Regions from separate parts of the Homo sapiens genome. Here region 1 is linked to region 2. A link is a loop called in an ENCODE intact Hi-C map of the cell type or tissue named here. Cell type or tissue: Caco-2. All regions are shown on one strand. Links, peaks and the distances in the headings refer to the core of each region. The heading gives the core; the rest is flanking DNA.

Evidence for each region. A loop is a pair of places that touch in the nucleus more often than their neighbours do. Peaks named below come from ENCODE experiments on the same cell type or tissue, not always from the same donor. Only the 100,000 strongest peaks of a DNase experiment are listed, where the experiment ranks them.
Region 1: it touches region 2 in a loop (4-fold over the local background); 5 of 110 quality-filtered maps call a loop at or near these places.

Annotation. Positions count from the first base shown.
Region 1 is chr10:29,917,319-29,927,485 of GRCh38, forward strand. No RefSeq gene overlaps it. Among named protein-coding and RNA genes, the nearest start is that of JCAD, 140 kb to the right of the region's middle. In Caco-2, for the core only: no CTCF peak of the experiment used is centred there; a DNase peak (open chromatin) is centred at 5,793.
Region 2 is chr10:29,861,017-29,871,183 of GRCh38, forward strand. It overlaps LOC107984173 (a long non-coding RNA gene), which reads left to right and starts at 1. Exons shown (of 3, transcript XR_001747288.1): 1 at 1-195; 2 at 702-795; 3 at 1,224-1,482. It overlaps LOC124902402 (a long non-coding RNA gene), which reads right to left and starts at 2,010. Exons shown (of 2, transcript XR_007062100.1): 1 at 1,856-2,010; 2 at 884-1,319. RefSeq lists an enhancer at 498-1,697. In Caco-2, for the core only: no CTCF peak of the experiment used is centred there; DNase peaks (open chromatin) are centred at 1,985, 4,875 and 5,545.

The sequences.
Region 1 (10,167 bases), core at 1,113-9,112, 56 kb after region 2:
AGGTGGATAGGAGAGGGATGCCTGTGCTGAGCCATTTGCGTGTCATACCTAGGGTGACCGACCGTCTCTTTGCCCAGGACTATCTTGATTTTAGCAAGGAAAGTCCTTTGTCCCAGGAGCAAGTATCATATTTCTGTGGTATTTTGCCCAGTAACACCCAGCCAAAGGCACACAGTAACTACATGTTATTTACTTGACAGATTGGCCAAATTTACACGTGACAGCTAAAGTAACTGGGAGTTGGTTTCATTTGTGGTCTTAGTACAATGGCTTGGAAAGGAAGCAGTGAAGCTTTAGATAAGGCAATCTTATTTTCTTCATACTTTTGTGATATCAGTCTTCACATCACAAATTTACAGCCATATTTGGAATATTTTTTAAGCAGGGCCTTTCTTTCATTGCCCAGAAAATTTTAAACTTCTAAGAATATATTACAAGACACCGTCATGTCAGAAGCACTGTTGAAGACCCCAGAGAAACAGGTCTTAGTGCTTTATTTTTTTGAGACAGAGTCTCACTCTGGAGCCCAGGCTGGAGTGCAGTGGCGCGATCTCAGCTCACTGCTACCTCCGCCTCCTGGACTCAAGCAATTCTCACACCTCAGCCTCCCGAGTAGCTGGGATTATAGGTGCACACCACCACCCCCAGCTAATTTTTGTATTTTTAGTAGAGACAGGGTTTCGCCATGTTGGCCAGGCTGGTCTCGAACTCTTACCTCAGGTGATCCACCTGCCTCGGCCTTCCAAAGTGCTGGGATTACACATGTGAGCCACTGCCCCTGGCCAGTCTTAGTGCTTTTTGATGTGCATCACCACATTTCAGCAAATCAGGTGGACTGTGTCATGGCTAAATGTCTGACCCTGTCACACCCCAAGGGGGTTAAAGCTTAGTGCCCAGATTGGAGTAAGCAGTTTTGCTTTTCACCCAGACAGCAGGGCCATCCCTTCAGCTGATGCCTTCCCTAAAGAAATGAGGTGTCCGGGCACTGTAGCTCATGCCTGTAATCCCAGCATTTTGGGAGGTCGAGGCAGGTAGATCATGAGGTCAGGAGATCAAGACCATTCTGGCCAACATGGTGAAATCCTGTCTCTACTAAAAATACAAAAATTAGCTGGGTGTGGTGGTGCGTGCCTGTAGTCCCAGCTACTCGGGAGGCTTAATTGCTTGAACCCAGGAGGCAGAGGTTGCGGTGAGCTGAGATCGTGCCACTTCACTCCAGCCTGGGTGACAGAGTGGGACTCCGTCTCAGAAAAAAAAAAAAAAAAGAGGGTGATTTGCTTTGATCAGTTTCCTCCGCCCCCACAAGCATATTGGCAGTTCCTCAGAAAAAGGGCACAACATTTTCCGTCTTAACTGGTGAGCCAGAAAGACTTTCATTCAAGTTAACATCTAGCTTTCTTGCCCCCCAAGGCTCAAGCAAAGCCCAATCAGGACCAGTTGCCACCCTTCACAGAGCAAATCCCTGAGCCAGCTGATAATCATGTGTGACCTGGGCATTGGCTGCGGAGAGGCAGCAGCCACCTGAACCAACAGCTTCCAGGTGCTGGTGCTGTCCACGTTCTCCTCCTGCCTTGTAAAAGTTGAACTCCTTCTGCTGGCTGGGAAAGGCCCTCTTCTTGGAATGCTGAGAACAAGTGGTTTCTGGAGCACAGCTCAATCTCTACTTCCCTTCCCTCCCCTCCTTTCACTTCTCCTCCTCCTCCTTTTCTTCCTCATCTCCTCCTGCCTCCTATTCCTCCTCCTCCTCCTCTCCACCTCCTCCCTCCTCCCCTCTCTTCTGCCTCATCCCTTTCTCATCCTCTCTTCCTCTTCCTCCTCTCTCCTCCACCTCTTCACCTGCTCTCTCCCACTCCTTTCTTCTTTTCCCCCTCCCTCCTCTCTCCTCTTCTTCCTCCTTCTTTCTCCCAGCCTGCTCCTCTTTCTTCCCCCCTTCTCTCTCCTCTCCTCATCTTCACCTTCTCTCTACTCCTGCTTTCTTCTCCTTCTCCTCTTCCTCCTTCCCTTCTCTCTCCTCCTCTTCCTCCTTCTTATGTCCTCTCTCCCCTGCTTCCTTACACTCTCTTCCTCCTGTTTACCTCTTCTTCCCCCTTCCCTCCTCTTACCCTCTCTTCCTCCTCTTTTTTCTCCCCTTTTCCCTCCTCCTCTTTACCTTCTTTCTCTTCTTCTCCTTCTTTCCTTTTCTCCTCCTCTTCACCTCCTCTCTTCTCCTATTCTCTCTTCCTCCTTCTTTTTTATTTTTGAGATGGAATCTCACTCTGCTGCCCAGGCTGGAGTGCAGTGGCGCGATCTCAGCTCACTGCTACCTCCGCCTCCTGGACTCAAGTGATTCTCCTGCCTTGGCCTCCCGAGTAGCTGGGATTACAGGCACCTGGCACCACACCTGGCTAATTTTTGTATTTTTAGTAGAGACAGGGTTTCACCATGTTGGCCAGACTGGTCTCGAATTCCTGACCTCAGTTGATCCACTCACCTCAGCCTCCCAAAGAGCTGGGATTACAGGCATGAGCCACTACGCCTGGCTTCTTCCTCTTTCTTTTCCTCCCCTTCTCTTTCCTCTTCTCTTTCTCCACCTCTTTCTCTCTCCTCTTCTCTTTCTCCACCTCTTTCTCTCTTCTCTTCTCTTTCTCCTCCTCCTTCTCTCTCCTCCTCCCCTTTCTCTGTCCTCCTCTTCTCTTTCTCCCCCTCCTCTTCCTCCTCCTTTCCCTCCTGCCTGCCTCTCCTGCCCCCTTCATTTTGCCAGCACCTCTCCTCTTTCTCTCTCTTCCTCTCACTCCACACACCTCCTCTCCTTTTCCTCTTCTCTTCCAGATGGAGGGTGCCACTCTAGGTCTTTAAGCTGTTTTATCTCCTTCATTCTTCACCCCTAGGAGCTGAGTCGCCTTTTCTGATCTGTACATTTCTTTTGGTCTCAACCCTTAATGCCCAGAGCCCATGGCTGTGCAAAGCACTAACCTCACTGATGTGCAACTGAGAGGCTATTTGCAACCAGAGAGCAGAGAATCAATTTTTTCCCCACAGGACAGAATTGTAACATGAATCAGATCTTTAATTGGACTTGCCTCCCTGGGCTTAATTCCTCTTCTGTATACTTAGGGAAGTTACCGAAATTACTTTTCACCTGTTTTGAGAAGATGGTAGGCGAGATTGGAAATGAGCTGGGGGTAAAAGATATGTGCAAATGGACATGAGTTTCGGGAAGACACTGTGCCTTTGGAGAGCTAAATATGAAAGAGTGTGGCTGCATTTGAGAGCCGGTAGTACAAAGGTTAATACATCACCTGTGTTCACAGCCCATCATTGACCCGGAGCCATATTTGAGTTCTAGCTCCGTGCCATCATTCATTGGAGCATAGCCCTGGCTGAGGGTTCCTGGAGAGAACTTCTCATGGGTCACAGCCAGCACTGCCCTACTGTGTCCAGAAGACTGGGACCCTCCAGGATGGAAGGGACTGGGGTGTCGATGAAAGGATTCAGTGCAGATATGAGGAGAGTGTCCTGTCCTTGGGCGAGTTCCTTGCATTTTTCCTCCCACATGGAAGCTGGCAGTTTCTGCTGAGATGGTTTTAGATGTACTTAGATAGTCAGCTTTCTGTCCGATCTTGTTAGAAGTTGCCATCCCCTTCTTTCTCAGGCCACTTTCACTTTTGTAACTGAGTGTGGATTTCTAACCTTTATGTAAGAAGAGTTACTTTTCATTTTGCCCAAATCATGCAGTTTGTGGAGGTCTTGGCTGTGAAGTCCCCCAGGCAGCAGGGCCCTGGGCCTATAGTGGGATCCCCAAAATCCTGGAAGGGCAGCAGCAGCTGGCTTAGAAATCCACACAAGGAGGGTTTCAAGTCGGCTAGCAGAGGTTTGCCTGGGACTCATCCAAGGCCATGACAGAACACTCTGCCAAAGCCGTCTGCGTGGTCCCTGATGCCACGGGCACCCTGGGGAGGCTGTGGGTGGCAGCATAAGCTTCGACAAGCATGGGCCTGTGAGGCCAGATAGCACAGGCTCCAGTCCTGACTCGACACTCACAGCTGTGCAGCCTCGGTCAAGGTAGCATCCTCTCTTTGCTCACATTTATTTCTCTGCAAATTAAGGTTAATACTGTCTCCTTCACAGGGTAATTGTGAGGATGGAATGAGAGAAAGTCTGTACAATTCCTAACCAGGACCTAGTATACAGTTAGAGCAGGGGTCCCCAACCCCCAGGCCATGGACTGGTACCAGTCTGCGATCTGTTAGGAACTGGGCTGCATGGCAGGTGAGTGGTGGGCCAGCAAGGGAAGCTTCACCTGAATCCACACCATTCCTCATCTCTCACATTCCCGTGGAGCTCTGGCTCCTGTCAGGTCAGCCACAGCATCCGATTCTCACAGGAGCGCGAACTCTACTGTGAACTGCATATGCGAGGAATCTAGTTGCATGTTCCTTATGAGAACCTAATGTCGATGATCTGTCCCCAGATGGGACCTCTAGTTGCAGGAAAACAAGCTCACACTCCCGCTGATTCTACATTATGCTGTGTTATATAATTATTTAATCATATATTACAATGTAATAGTAATAGAAAGAAAGTGCACAGTAAGCTGGGCACGGTGGCTCATGCCTGTAATCCCAGCAACTTGGGAGGCTGAGGCGGGTGGATCGCTTGAGGTCAGGAGTTTCAGACCAGCCTGGCCAATAGGGTGAAACCCCATCTCTACTAAAAATACAAAAATTCTCCAGGTGTGGTGGTGTGCGGCTGTAATCCCAGCTACTCGGGAGGCTGAGGCATGAGAATTGCTTGAACCTGGGAGGTGGAGATTGCAGTGAGCTGAAATCGAGATTGTGCCGCTGCACTCCAGCCTGGGCAACAGAGTGAGACTCTGTCTCAAAAAAAAAAAAAGAAAGAAAGAAAAGAAAAGAAAGAAAGGAAGGAGGGAAGGAAGGAAGGAGGGAAGGAAGGAGGGAAGGAAGGAAGGAAGGAAGGAAGGAAGGAAGGAAGGAAGGAAGGAAGGAAGGAAGGAAGGAAAAAGAAAAGAAAATGCACAATAAGTGCAATGTGCTTGAATCACCTGAAACCACCCCCCAACCAACGCTGGTCTGTGGAAAAGTTGTCTTCCACCAAACCAGTCCCTGGTGCCAAAAAGGTTGGGGACTGCTGAGTTAGGGTAAATGCCCAAGAATTTCAGTAGAAAGCAGAAAGGAGCAAGCAGCAGGAAGCAGTGAAGCATGAGTAAGAGGAATCAAATAGGCAAAAATGTGGCAGAATAGATACAGAAACTGACCCTTAGTACCTGCAAAATGTCTGTTTGCACAAAGGATCTATAGCAGAGGGCAACTTTCTTTTGGAGCAGTGGAGAGTATTGGGAGAGACCTGTTTCTCAAAGCAGCTGTCATGATGCCCAGAGTGGCAGGAAGACTAAAGTTTGATGTGTTAAAATGGCCTCAGACCCCTAAATATATATAAATTTAAAAAGAATTTTATAAAAAGGCTTATTGTGGGGAAAAAGAAAAAAAAAATCTCAGGGTCCTTGTAGGAGTGAGTGCCAACCACTCCCTGAAGACAGGGTGTTTATAGTTGAGCTTCATTTTTCCAAGGCATACAGCATTTCTCCCCATTTGGAACTTGAAGTTGATGGTTGGGAGTAACAGTGTTCTTTAAACATTTTTTCTTTCCCTAGATGGAACATTCTTTCACATCTCAATTTGCAGGCATTCCCACAGAAGCGTCTGGCCCTCTTGGAATTTCTCATAACAATTCCAACTATCCCAGCTGCCACCTCCAAGCAATACTATATTCACTCACAAGGGTCAGAACGCCTGGGGTCTGCTTTCACCTTGAGTACACACCCTCAGGTGCTAGTTACACAGAGGCCCTGTCATGGGCAGGACTTGGGCCTGCTGGGACAGTGCTAGGGAGAGTCTTATGCCCGCTGCCAGCAACCAGCACACTTTCTTCCTGCTCTCGTCCAAGAAGGTGGCTTTGTGGCATTGAAGTAGTTTGGATAGGAGAAATTTTTCCTTTGAAAATCATATCTGGTACATTAGTAAAATCATCACACTGTTTTCCTCTTTCTCACTCTGACCCAGTAGACTTTCTTTTTTTAACTGATATCAACTAATAAGGCTGAGTTTTAGGTCTCTTCACTTATTTTCAGACAAAATCCTCTATGGATTAATCCTGGTGGCTTAGAGAGGACAAGTTCTTCTGAGTATTGTCTCTCAGGGATGTGCACAAGAAGGGCCTCACTGTGAAATGAGGTGAAGAGGGTGTGTGGGCGTGGGGGAGCGTGTTAATGATTGTTCCTTCCCTTTTCTCTTCCTAAATGTTCTAATTTTGTATCTCCTTAGAATGAAGATAGCTGAGGGCGTGGCCAACACACACCCAACATGTCTTCTCTTTAAAAGTTCAAATACAGCATTGCTATTTTTAAAAGACACATGGGGCTGTGCTGTCGTTGAACAATGCTAAGAGCTATTTGTGCTGGTCCCAACTTAACGCACAGCTGCCTGGGATGCTGACATCTTCATCTACAATACGAAAAGTCAGCGCTCAACCATAAATACTTTCTGAAGGCCTGGGGAGGTTTCCAGCTGTGGCAGGAGTGGCATAGACTCCCAGCTGAAAACATTTTCACTTGGCAAATGGAAGACCATGAAAGAAAACCTGGCCATGCTGTAGGGTCCTGATAATTAGGGAAAGGAAGCAGGTAAGTTGGAAATCCTGTGAGATCATGGCAAAGTGGAACAACATTTCTCCCTGTCCTATTTCTTGTTTCTTCTTCCCAACTCCACCCGACTTCAGCCTATGTACCAAAAAGTTAGAATGTCTTAGTAGAGCCGAAGGCCTGGGGAGGCCTCTCTGTCTCTCTCTGTCTCTGTCTTTATCATCTCTACCTCTGCCTTTATCTCTTGTTCCTTGTTGTCAATATCCCATCGTTAAAAACACAGGAGCATGAAGTAGCCACCTCTGGAAGATGCTCTTGAATAGGTATACAGGTATTCCTGAGCTCACACACGGACACAGCACAACCTGTAAATGCTTAAATGTGGGTGCATGCACATGTAAGCAACAGCAAGTCAAGACAGAGCCACTCAGCATCATGGTCACAGCCCCCATAGTTACACATGGCCAAATGGATGAGTGGTGGGAGACACCTGATAGGAGGTCCAATAACTCCAGCATTGGGCAGGACCCAGAAATACTTTAGACCCTTCACTAGATCCTTGAAAGGCAGTGGGATGGGAGGAAGGGGGAGTGGGCAATAAGGAAACATTCCTGGAGGTCGACAGAGCAGGGGCAGGAAGGGACAAAGGCCAGGCATGGTGGTTCATGCTTGTAATCCTAGCAATTTGAAGGGAGGATGAGGCAGCAAGATTGCTTGAGGCCATGAGTTCCGGACCAGCATGGGCAACACAGCAAGAGGCTGTCTCCACCAAAAAAAAAAAAAAAAAAAAATTAGATAAGTGAGGTGCTGCGAGCCTGTGGTTCCAGCTACTCAGTAGACTGAAGGAGGAGGATTGTTTGAGTTTAGGAGTTTAAGGCTGCAATGAACTCCTGCCACTGCACTCCAACCTGGGTGACAGAGTGAGACCCTGTCTCTCTTAAAAAAAAAAAAAAAAAGAAAAGAAAAGAAAACGAAAAAGAAGAAAGAAAGAGAAAGAAAGAAAGAAGAGAAAGAAAGAAAAGAAAGAAAGAGAAAGAAAGAAAGAGGTAAAGAAAAAGAAGGAGCAGAGCCAGGCTATTCCAACCCTTTGACCTCTCCCATTTGAGGGAGAAAACATATCCCAACCAGCCTCACGTCAATGTGGGCACCCCCATCACTACCTGGGAAGACTCTTAAGGAGGGGCAGGCACTGGGCTTTTCCTCATCTGCTCAGTACAGTAGGGGTGACTGGATATCAGGGCCATTCATGGGAAATCGAGGCAGAAGGTAGTGAGAGGCACTGTGAGAGGCTGCCCAGTGGGTGTCACAGACATTCACCTGGACTCACTCTGCAGGGTTACTACCCTTGGGGAAGAAATAAAATGGAAAGAAACAGAACCCTGCTATGATGGTTAACATTGTGTGTTAACCTGACTGGGCCATGGGTAGCTGGTTAAATGTTGTTCCCAGATGTGTCTCCGTGGGTGTTTCCAGAAGGGCATTTGGATTGGTGAGCTGAACAAAGCAGATGGCCCTCCCCAGGGTGAGTGGGCATCACCCCATCTGCTGAGGGTCTGAATGGAGCATAAAGCGGGAGGAAGGGTGAATTTGCTCTCTGCCTGGCTGCTTGGGCTGGAACATGGATTCTCCAGCCTTTGGTGCTCCTGGTGCTCACATCTTCAGACTTGGGGAAGTCACACCATTGGCTCTGTAGCTCTCAGGCCTCCCAACTAAATCACTGGCTCTCCTGGGTCTCCAGCTTGCAGAAGGTAGATCATGGGACTTCCCAACCTGCAGAGTCCAAATCTTTAGAGAGAAGCTAATTATAAGGTACTGGCTCACATGATTATAGAGGCTGAGAAACCCCATGACCTGCTGTCTACAAGCAGGGGACCAGGAAAAGGAGCTATATTTCTCTCATTGGTTTTGTGTTGTTATAAAAGAATACCTGAGACTGGGTAGTTTATAAAGAGGCTTATTTGGCTCATAGTTCTGCAGGCTGTATGAGCCTGGCACCAGCATCAGCTTGGCTTCTGATGAGCCCTCAGGGAGCTCTTACTCATGGCAGAAGGCAGAGGGGAGCAGGTGTGTGACATGGTGTGTTAGTTCGTTCTCACAGTGCTGTAAAGAAATGTCTGAGACTGGGTCATTTCTAAAGAAAAGAGGTTTAATTTTCTCATGGCTGTGCAGGATGTACAGGAAGCATGATGCTGGGGAGGCCTCCGGAAACTTACAATCATGGTGGAAGGCAAAGGGGAAGTAGGCACGTCTTACATGGCAGGAGCAGGAGGAAGAGAGTGAAGGGGGAAGTGCTACACACTTTTAAACAATCAGATCTCGGGAGAACTCACTCGCTATCACAAGAACAGGAAGCGGGAAATCTGCAGCATGATCCAATCACCTACCACCAGGCACCTCCCACAACACTGGGGATTACAATTCAACATGAGATTTGGGTGGGTACCCAAACCCAAACCATATCACATAGTGAGAGAGGGAGCAAGAGAAAGGGGAGGAGGTGCCAGCCTCCTTTAAACAAACAGCTCTCCTGTGAACTCACGGAGAGAGAACTCACTCATTACCATGGAGATGGCGGAGAGAGAATGCACTCATTACCATGGAGATGGCGTCTAGCCATTTATGAGGGACCCACTCCCATGACCCTAACACCTCCTACGAGGCCCCATTTCCAACAACGGGGATCACGTTTCAACATGAGATTTGGAGGGGAAAGATACCCAAACCATGTCAAGTTCTGTTTCTCTGGAGAACACTGACTGATACACCCGTCTACCTCCCACCCTGCTGTGAGTGAGGTACCCCACGAGGCTGCAATTGGATCTAAGGAAAATGCCTGGCCTGCCGCACTGCTGAAAGCCAGCAGGGGGCTGTTTTGGTTTGTGCAAGCACTGACATGCAGTGATTGTTCTGGTCACCGCATGATCTCCTGAAAGGAAAAATGCTGAAATACCACAAAACTGTCTTATGAACAAAGTCCCAAATGCTCCCTTAACTGTCCTAGAACCTTAGGCTGCCACTGATGCTTACGTTTTTGAATCCTTTTTTCTCCCAGTTTCTACGTCTTTAATTCCCAAAGATCAAATTCTAATGGAGTTCCCCATATCACTTAGGTTAAGTGCCAAAGTCCTCACAATGGCCTGCAAAATCTTGCGCCCCTCGTGTCTCTGACCACAACATCATCAGTTATCCCATTGTCCACTCTGCCCTAGACCCTCTATCTCCTTACTGTTCCCAAATGTGAGGCAAGCACCCATCTCAGGGCCTTTGCTTTTGCTGTCCCCTCTTTCTGGAAAACTCTTCCCTCAGATCTCTGTCAGGTGCCTTGTCACATTTCCTCAGGCCATATCGAAATGCCCCCTTCTCAGCAAGGCCTCCCCAGCCACCTGTCTCAAACCGCAAGTCCATTTCTCTACCCTCGTCTCCCTCCACTGCATTACTGCCCTCTTTAGCACTTCACATGAGCTAACTTCCATGCCATAACTTCCTTCCCTTCTTCCCCCGTCTTCCCCATCTGATAGTCCCCAGTTTCT
Region 2 (10,167 bases), core at 1,071-9,070:
TTAAAAAGATGCAACTTTGCTGGCTTTGAAAATGGAGAATAGGCCATAAACAAAGGAATGGAGCAGCTGCAAGGAGCTAAAAGACAAAGAAATAGATTTCCCCCTAGAACCTCCAGAAAGGAATGCAGCCCAGCTGATGCCCTGATTTTAGTCCAGTGCAACCTGTGTTGGACTTCTAACTTCAAGAACTGTAAGGTAATATATCCGTCTTGTTTTGTTTTTTCCTTTTTTGAGATGGAGTCTTGCTCTGTTGCCCAGGCTGGAGTGCAGTGGTGTGATCTCGACTCACTGATTCTCCTGCCTTAGCCGCCCGAGTAGCTGGAATTATAGGTGCCACCATGCCCAGCTAATTTTTGTATTTATAGTAGAGATGAGGTTTCATCATCTTGGCCAGGCTGGTCTTGAATGCCTGACCTCAGGTGATCCGCCTGCCTCAGCCTTCTAAAGTGCTGGGATTACAGGCATGAGCCACCGTGCCTGGCTACATCTGTCTTAAGTCACAAAGTTTGTGGTGATTTGTTATAGCAGCAAAAAGCAACTAATATACAGCTGAAATTATATAACTTTCCATTCATCAATTTCATGACTTATTGTAGCTTTACTAGGTATTTAAAAGCAAACTCTAGTATAGTATTTTTAAAATTCTAATATTTTTATTGTTGGGTCTTGCATCCTTGTTTTCTTCTCCTCATTTATCCTAGGATGGTAGGACCTACAGATTCTTGATTAGATTATAGATGCAAAAAAAGAACCTGGAATTATTCCCCAAGAAGCTCCTTCTTCTGAAACCAAGAGGTGAGGAATGCTCGTCTGCTCCAGGACATGCTCAGTGAGATGAAAAGCTGTATGCATGGGAGTTGGGCCATGAAGTGCAAGACGCAAACCCTTGAAATCGTTTTTAATGAAATATAAACATTGAGTTAGCATGAGGGCCACAGTTTCTGGGTGGTTGGTTCTAAGTTTGGCAATCAGGACATAGAGGGAAAATTCTCCTGCTTTAATGGCCTCCAGATGTTCTTTTGGTCCCAACTGAAAATTTCTCATCATTTATGGTTAATATTTTTGTCAGCAGCAGAGTTTTGTTGTAATGTCTCCAAACTGGTGGTAGTGACCATTAGTCATTAGACAAACCCCAAATAAGGGTTTAATCTTGGGGTCACTTTAAGTGTTCCATTATATTTCACTTAATGAATAGTCATCAGAATGTTCTGTTTGTACAACAGGGGACTACATGATTCTATCTGATGACAACCAGTCAGTGATCTCAGGTATAAAATGCAATGTCCTATTGTAACAATGGCTGGCATTACACCCAACATCTAGAAGAAAAAAAACAATGATGTCAGAAGGCAGTCATCTGGAGTGAATAAAAGGCAAGAGGCTTATTGCAAATTCTAATGCACTTCATCATAGAATTTTAATTAACTATTCCATTCACACCAATTGGGGACTATTAAAGCAGTCGTTTCTGAGAAGCAATCTTTGGGAAATTCAGGTAAAAAAAGACAACTTCTGTCTTCTGGAACAATAAGGTTATGACTTCCTACACCTAATAAAAGGTGACTATATAGCCAGGCGTGGTGGCACGCGCCTGTAATTCCAGCTACTCAGAAGGCTGAGGAATGAGAATCGCTTGAACCCGGGAGGTGGAGGTTGCAGTGAGTAGAGATCGCACCACTGCACTCAAGCCTAGATGACAGTGAGACTCTGTCCCCCACTCCCCCCACAAAAGTTATCATGCAGGATCTGCCCTGGGATATAGTTTAATTATGTAACATAGTCTGAAAATAAGCAAATTACTTATATACATGCTTTGATCTTTCTCTATCTGAGGAATGGGAAGAACATAGTTTACCTCTCTAGAAGTCGCTTCTGAGAATTGTGGTCCATGCTCCATTCTGAATCCACAAGGAAAGGCCTTCACACTATACATGGCAATTGCCATTAGATATTGTCTTCTGGTTATGGCGCAATGGGCTGATTGCCTTAGTTATGTCAGAAAGGTGTTTGAAGAGCCTATTGTGACTTGCCTGGTTTTAAAGGCTTGAGTTATAACTGGCTAATAATACACATTGATACTGTCTGCAGCTTTTAACAAGTGTTTTTTGTTTGTGCTTAATACTTATCAGATGACTAGGTAATTTTTGAGGTTGACTCACCAGGGCATTTGGTTTCATGGGTCATTAGGGACCTGAATTACAGGCCCTTCACAACACTTAGCAAGTGAATCATACTGAACAATAGAATCTCTTTTAACCTTTGTCTTTTTAAAAATTAAATGATAATAAATCATTCGACCCTACATTAAATCTTCTCCTCTCCTCTCCTCTCCTTTCCTTCTCGACAGGGTCTTGCTCTGTTGCCCAGGCTGGAGTGTGGTGCAATCGTGGCTCACTGCAGTCTTGAGCTCCTGGGCTCAGGTGATCCTCCTGCCTCCTGCCTTAGTCCCTCCTTCAGCTGGCACTACAGGTGTGCAACACCATGCCCAGATAATTTTGTATTTTTTGAAGAGATGGGGAGGATCTCTCTCTGTTGCTCAGACTGGTCTCAAACTCCTGACCCAGATTGATCCTCCCACCTTGGCCTCCCAAACATAGCCTAGTACTCTAGGAGTTTCCCTGCTTGCAGAGAGGAACAGTGCTTTGCTAGAACTGTTAGAACAAAGAAAAGATGACTGGGTGCGGTGGCTCATGCCTGCAATCCCAGCACTTTGGGAGTCTGAGGTGGGCGGATCATCTGAGGTCAGGAGTTCAAGACCAGCCTGGCCCATATGGTGAAACCCCGTCTCTACTAAAAATACAAAAATTAGCCAGGCGTGGTGGTGGGTGCCTGTAATCCCAGCTACTCAGGAGGCTGAGACAGGAGAATTGCTTTAATCCAGGAGGCGGAGGTTGCAGTGAGCCGAGATTATGGTATTGCACTCCAGTCTGGGCAACAAGAGTGAGACTCCGTCTCAAAAAAAAAAAAAAAATTAATTAAATTAAATTAAAAAAAAGAACAAAGAAAAGATGTTACCACGAACTCTAAAATGGCACACTTGCAGATTTCTCACTGGGGAAGATGTCTCGTCTTCCTCGTGTTGTTCCCGTTTTCTTTCTCATCCAGGGTCCGACAGGGATGACATCAACAGAAGCTCAGGCTAGAAGGAAGATGAGGTAGCAGTGGGCCTGGTCTGCCCCAACCCCCAGGAGTGACTGGCAGCACACATAGCCTGAATCGACAAGATTTTAAAAAAACATATATGTTTTGGTTTTCACAAATTCTCCCACCTGTTGGTAAGTACTTTTGAAAATTTAAATCATAGACTCATTCTTTTATGACATTTTCCAACAGACGTTCCCAATATAAAATCTCAGACTACCCTTAACTTCCTCTGAAGCCCAGGGCTCATTTGCATCTGTAATTCTGACATCTACCATCTTACAGAGGGTTCTGTAATTACCAAGGCAATGAGCACAAGTCCCTGGTTCTCTCGGCAATCCAACCCTCTGAAGCAAGAAAATGCACCCCTCTGCCAAGTGAGGGTCTGTTTTTCTCTCCTTAAAATCTGCATGAAATAGTTTGCCAATCCCAGATGATGTGATAAGACGTGGTGTGATGCGATAAAAGGGGTAACCAGCACTTTGGGAGGCCGAGGCAGGAGGAACACCTGAGGTCAGGAGTTCAAGGCCAGCCTGGCCAACATGGTGAAAACCCGTGTCTAGTAAAAATACAAAAATTAGCTGGGCATGGTGGCTGCCACCTGTGATCCCAGCTACTTGGGAGGCTGAGGCAGGAGAATCACTTGAACCTGGGAGGTGGAGGTTGCAGTGAGCCGAGATTACTCCGTTGTACTCCAGCCTGGGCAACAAGGGAAAAACTCCATTTCAAAAAAAAAAAAAAAAAAAGGTGGGGGGGATAGCCAGGAAGAAGCCCTGTTCTAATCCCGAACAGCTCTTTCCCTTGTCCACCCTGTTTCAGATCACATTGTTTAAAGCAACAATAATAATAATAATTATAACAACAGAGAAGAGAACTTGCGCGAATTTACTTTTATTTTATTTTTTCTAAGACAGCATCTTGCTCTGTCACCCCGGCTGGAATGTAGTGACGTGATCACAGCTCACTGCAACCTCTTCCTCCTGGGCTCAGGTGATCCTCCCACCTTAGCCTCCTGAGTAGCTAGGACCACAGGCATCTGCCACCACACCTGGCTAATTTTTTAAAATTTTTTTGTAAAGACAGAGTTTCGCCATGTTGCCCATGCTGGTCTTGAACTCCTGGGCTCAAGCTATGTGCCTGCCTCGGCCTCCCAAAGTGCTGGGATTACAGGCGTGAGCCACCACACCCAGCCTCAGCATTTGGTAAGCCTTGAATATGTGCCAAACACTCTGCTAAGCATGTTACATTCATTATATTATCCAATCCACAGACTAACCCAAGAGCAAAGCACCGTTAGTATATTCATCCTATCGTACAGATGGGCCTGGGACAGCTAAGATAGTTGCCTTTTGGGTTGAGCGTTGTCCTGTTTCTTCTCTTGCTTTTAAAATGTATTTATTGATTCTTTCAACAAAGATTTATTGAGCACTTATTATGTCCCAGGCCCTATTTAATCTTTATATATTCTCATATATTGATGAAGATGTCATGAGCTCAATAAACTGCTTTGTTCTAAGAGAAGAAAGAAGTTTCTGTAAAAGCAGGGGCTTCTGAGAAAAGAGGGAAATGTGAACTTCAGACTTCAGTGGCTTCACACACTTCTGCCCTGAGCAGTATTGATAAGAATGCAGTCTCTCAGGTTGAAGTATGTCACTTTCACCTTTTCAACTGGGTGGGGAGAATGATATCTGGGGAATGTGAAGTGTTTTTACTGCAGGCTTTCTGCAAAGACCAAAGGGAGAGATAGGGCCTGAAAAATGATGGGGAATTCCCAGATCTGAGAAAACTCGTTAATAAACTTGGAATCCTGGTGCCCCCGTTTGAAAGGGCCTCGGACGTCTCTGAGTCCATCCCTTAGACAAGCTCTCTATTGGAAGCAAGATGTCCTATTAACAAATGTTAATTTGTTAAACAGACTACTTCTGCCTGCACACACTTTGAATGCAGGGGAACTCTCTCTCTCATGAGGCAGCCGATTCTGGTGCTAAACAGACTGTTCTTCCTCATACCAAGCCAGGAATCTACCTCTATGTCCACTCATGGGTCCCAGATCAGTCCTTGGATGTCATGAATACTAATCCGGTCAGGAATAATAAGTCATGAACAATAAATCTGGTATTTCTTTCATAGGAGCATTCATCTCTAAAATCAGAAACCTTGTTTCCACTAAGACTTTCTTGTCTTGCTCCTTCAGCTTCCCTTACATGTCATGATTCCAAATGCTTTACTATCCTAGCTGGAGCAAGGGGAACTGTGAATGAATGAGCTGGAGACACTGGAGGCTTGCTCAGAGGAGCCATTATTAATAAACACACACTGAAGTCACAAGAAACTTTGAAAGAGGGGCTGGGGCCTCTCCTGTGGCCATTAGGATGTGGACAAAGCGTCTTTGGAATGGAAGAGGTTTCTGGGGTCAGGGATCATCTGGCTGGTATTTGAGTCCCTATATAGCGCTTGTGACACTCAGAACAGTCTTTTTAAGGCCAGGCTGTGGTGTCTGAAGAAGTACCTGGGAAGCAAATATAATTGCTCTAAGTAGCATGCTTGACCTAGGCAATGTACACAGCCATCTCTGGGGAGAATTTCATTTTTATTATTTGAGACAGAGTTTTGCTCTGTTGCCCAGGCTGGAGTGCAGTGGTGCAATCACAGGTCACTGAAGGCTTGACCTCTCAGGCTCAAGTGATCCTCCCACCTTAGCCTCCCAAGTAGCTGGAACTACAGGTGCACACCACCATGCCTGGCTGATTTGTGGAATCTGAGGGTGATCCTGAAGACCCCCAAACTTGCAACTATTGTCTGAAGTAAGGGACTGTTCCATTAGACTTTGCAGTTTGCTAAACTCTGTTACAGCCCTTCACTCTAGGGAAATAAACTCTGACTCTTTATCGAGGTTTTTTTTTTTTTTTTTTGATATGGAGTCTTCTATCACCCAGGCTGGAGTGCAGTGTCATGATCTCGGCTCACTGCAACCTCCGCTTCTCGGGTTCAAGTGATTCTCCTGCCTCAGCCTCCTGAGTAGCTGGGATTACAGGCGGCCACCACCACACCCAGCTAATTTTTGTATTTTTAGTGGAGACAGGGTTTCACCATGTTGGCCAGGCTGGTCTTGAACTCCTGACCTCAAATGATCCACCTGCCTCAGCCTCCCAGAGTGCTGGGATTACAGGTGTGAGCCATTGCACCAAGCCTCTTTATCCAATTTTGTGCCTCCCCCTGGGACAAGGTGTCCCCAGAGCTAAGGGGCCATAGCTTTCCTTTTTCTGGATCACACCCCTGCATGTGCTGGTGACTGGAGTTTGGATGTGTGTGCTGGGATGTCCACATAGGTGAGTATGAGTCTCCCCGCAACATGGAGGGAATGAGAGAACAGAGGGTGAGTTATGGTACAAAGGCCTGGAGCCAGGGCCTTCTCTCCCCACACCACCATACTCCACTGCGGAATTCCAGACAGTCGAGAATTCTAAATTTGAACATAGACTTCGAGGTTATCATGGTGTTTTTTTCAAAGCAGCAAGCTCCCTTTTCATTTTATTTTGTTGTATTTTATTAATTAATTTATTTTATTTTCAGTTTTATTTTAGGTTCGGGGGACATGTGAAGTTTGTTATATAGGTAAACTCGTGTCACTGGGATTTGCTGTATAAATTATTTCATTTCCCAGGTACAGGTACTAAGTGTAGTACCCAGTAGTTAATTTTTTTCTGCTCCTCTCCTTCCTCCCATCCTCTACCCTCAAGTAGGCCCCAGTTTCTGCTGTTCCCTTCTTTGTGTTCATAAGTTCTCATCATTCAGCTCCCACCTATAAATGAGAACGTGTGGGATTTGGTTTTCTGTTTCTGCATTTAACTTGTTAAGGATAATAGCCTCCAGCTCCATTCATGTTCCCCAAAAGTAGCTTGTTTTTTGGAAGCTACGTAATTTTTTTTTCTTTTCTTTTCTTTCTTTTTTCTTTTTTTGTAGAGATAGGATCTCACTGTGTTGCCCAAACTGACCTCAAACTCCTGGCCTCAAATGATCCTCCCACCTTGGCCTCCCAGTGTGCTGAGATGACAGGTGTAAGCCACCATTCCCGCAGCAAAGCTTATGGATTCTTTAATGCTCTCAACTCTCATGAAAACAACCACCATAAATCTTAGTTCGTTCATTGTCATAAATTATTTTTTTCCCTATATTTTGTAAAGAACTGAAATTGAGAAAAGACTACTAATGTGACCCTAGCATTTCTGTTACTGGAAACTTATACTTTTAGCCTTATTTATAACATAAAGAATGCTAAATTTATAATATAAATAATGCTAAAAAGACCAAAGACCAAAGGGAGAGATAGGGCACTGAAAAATTATGAGGAATTCCCAGATCTGAGGAAACTCATTAATAAACTTGGAATCTCAGGCCAGGCGCGGTAGCTCACGCCTGTAATCCCAGCACTTTGGGAGGCTGAGGCGGGCGTATCACGAGGTCAGGAGATCGAGACCATCCTGGCTAACATGGTAAAACCCCGTCTCTACTAAAAACACAAAAAATCAGCCAGGTGTGGTGGCGGGCACCTGTAGTCCCAGCTACCCAGGAGGCCGAGGCAGGAGAATGGCGAGAACCCGGGAAGTGGAGCTTGCAGTGAGCCGAGATTGCGCCACTGAACTCCAGCCTGGGAGACAGCGAGACTCTGTCTCAAAAAACAAAACAAAACAAAAAACAAAAACTTGGAATCTCAGTGTCCCCATTCAAAAGGACCTCAAAGGTCTCTGAGTCCACCCCTTAGACAAACTCTCTATCAAACTCTGTATCCCCGCTTTGGTCTTATTTTTTATATGAGGGTAAGTTATCTTGATGTTTGCCTCACTGGTAATATCAGAGGGATTTGTTAAGTACGGGAAGTTTGGTTATAAACTAACTTTGGACATTCAAAGCCATGTTCATATAATAATGCAAATGTTACTTTATCATGATTTCTTCTTCTTAACAAGATAACTTTTCTTATTGTTTCCCCAACTATAATTGACTGCTACACTTGCGATTAGCTTTGGTCAAGATGCATTCTTTACAATGCCTAGAGGGTATGGTGGATAGGATTATCTCCATTTTACAGGTAAGGGAGATGAGGCTGAGAAACTGAGGCCAAGAAGAGTTCAGTATCTTGCATAGAATTTCATGGCTCAGAATAGTAGAGCCCAAGTAATATACCAATCTCCTGTCCAGAGCTTTTCACTTTGCAGAATTCCCAACAACATGAACTAACTCAAATGGAGGCATAAGGATGAAATTCACATAGGCACATTTAAATCCCAGATCTCATGGAAAAAGTGAATGGCATTAATTAGACCTACCAATTGAACAACTAAAAAGAAAATAAGACAATCATCTTCTGAGCAAAATCACAAGAAAAACCCAAGTCTTTCAAAATCTTACCAAGGGTCAGTTTTTAGAAGACAATGGTTCCTTTCGTACGTGAGCCATTTGGTGTAGGGAACTCAGTCTATCTCGATTCTTTAGATTCATTGGGTTTTCCTTCTTTCCTTCTCTAAGCAGTCATTAGGCATCTGCTAAGAGTAAGGCACATGAAATGCTTTTATTAAGGAGAATGTTTGGCCTTCAAAAGATTAATATCACAGAGATGGAAACCAGGCCTGTCGCTGAGGTTTGGCGACTGCTACGTCAAAGCCCCAGATCTGGCTAACCTCAAACTGGTCTCTTAATTAAAGAGTAAAATTTAAGGAGAGCTCATGTAATTCTTTGGAGGTTTAAGATAAGATTTTGTTGACTGGATACAGTAATCTATTTGGGGAGGGGGGAGCTGAAAAGATTCTTTTCACTTTTATGTAAGATATGTGTTAGTCTTGGCTCTAAAAGAGCAATTTTAATCCAAGATTCTCAAGGAACTCTTCACAGATTAATTCATTTTGGAGAAACATAACTTCATTGCTTCCATTCCACAGATATTTAAAAGGGTCCTGGAGGACCCATTTTTTGTCTGTTTTGCTCCCAGTGGATACCCCTCTGTTTAATTTGGAAGAATAGCAACCACAATTTATGCCAATAGCATGCATTTCAAATGTTAGTGCTGTATCTACCTCAGAGAGGTATCTGAGTAATAGCTGGGCCCAGTGTCTTCATCTGACCATCCACCACCCATTCATGTATCCATCACCCATCCAACCACCATCTGTCTAACCATCCACCATCCACCATCCATCCATCCATCCATCCATCCATCCATCCATCCATCCATCCATCATCCACCCACCACCCATTCATACACCTATTCGTCATCGATCCACTATCCATCCACCCATCTCCCATCTATCCATTCATCTACCATCTACATCCATCCACCCCCCATCCAACACCATTTATCTACCCAATTACCATCCACCACCCATCCATCCGTCCATCCATCTACCATCCACTCATTCATTCATCTGTCCATCATTCATCCATCCACCACCCATCTACCATCGATCCATTCATCTACCATCCACATCCACCCACCACCCATCCAACCATCTATCTACCCAATTATCATCCACCACCAATCCATCCACCCATCCATCCATCTACCATCCACCATCCATCACCCATTCATCCATCTGTTCATCATTCATCCACTCACATCTATCCTCCCATTTACCATCCATCCATTCATCTATCATCCATTCACCACCCATCCATCTACCACCCATCCCTCCATCTATTCATTCATCTATCATCCATCCATTCATCTATCCACCCATCTACCATCCATCCATTCATCTACTATCCAATCATCCATTCACCACACATCCATCCATAACCATCTATCCACCTACCATTCATCCATTTATTCATCCATCCATCTACCACCATCCATCCACCCATCTACCATCCATCCATTTATCTATTATCATTCATCCATCCACCACCCATCCATCCATTCATCAATCCATCTGTTGCTGTTGTTATTACTATTTGTATTTATCGATAAAGTAACTCAGCCCCAGAAAAGGTAAGTGATCCACCTATAGGTTTAGGATAAATAAATCAGGAGTT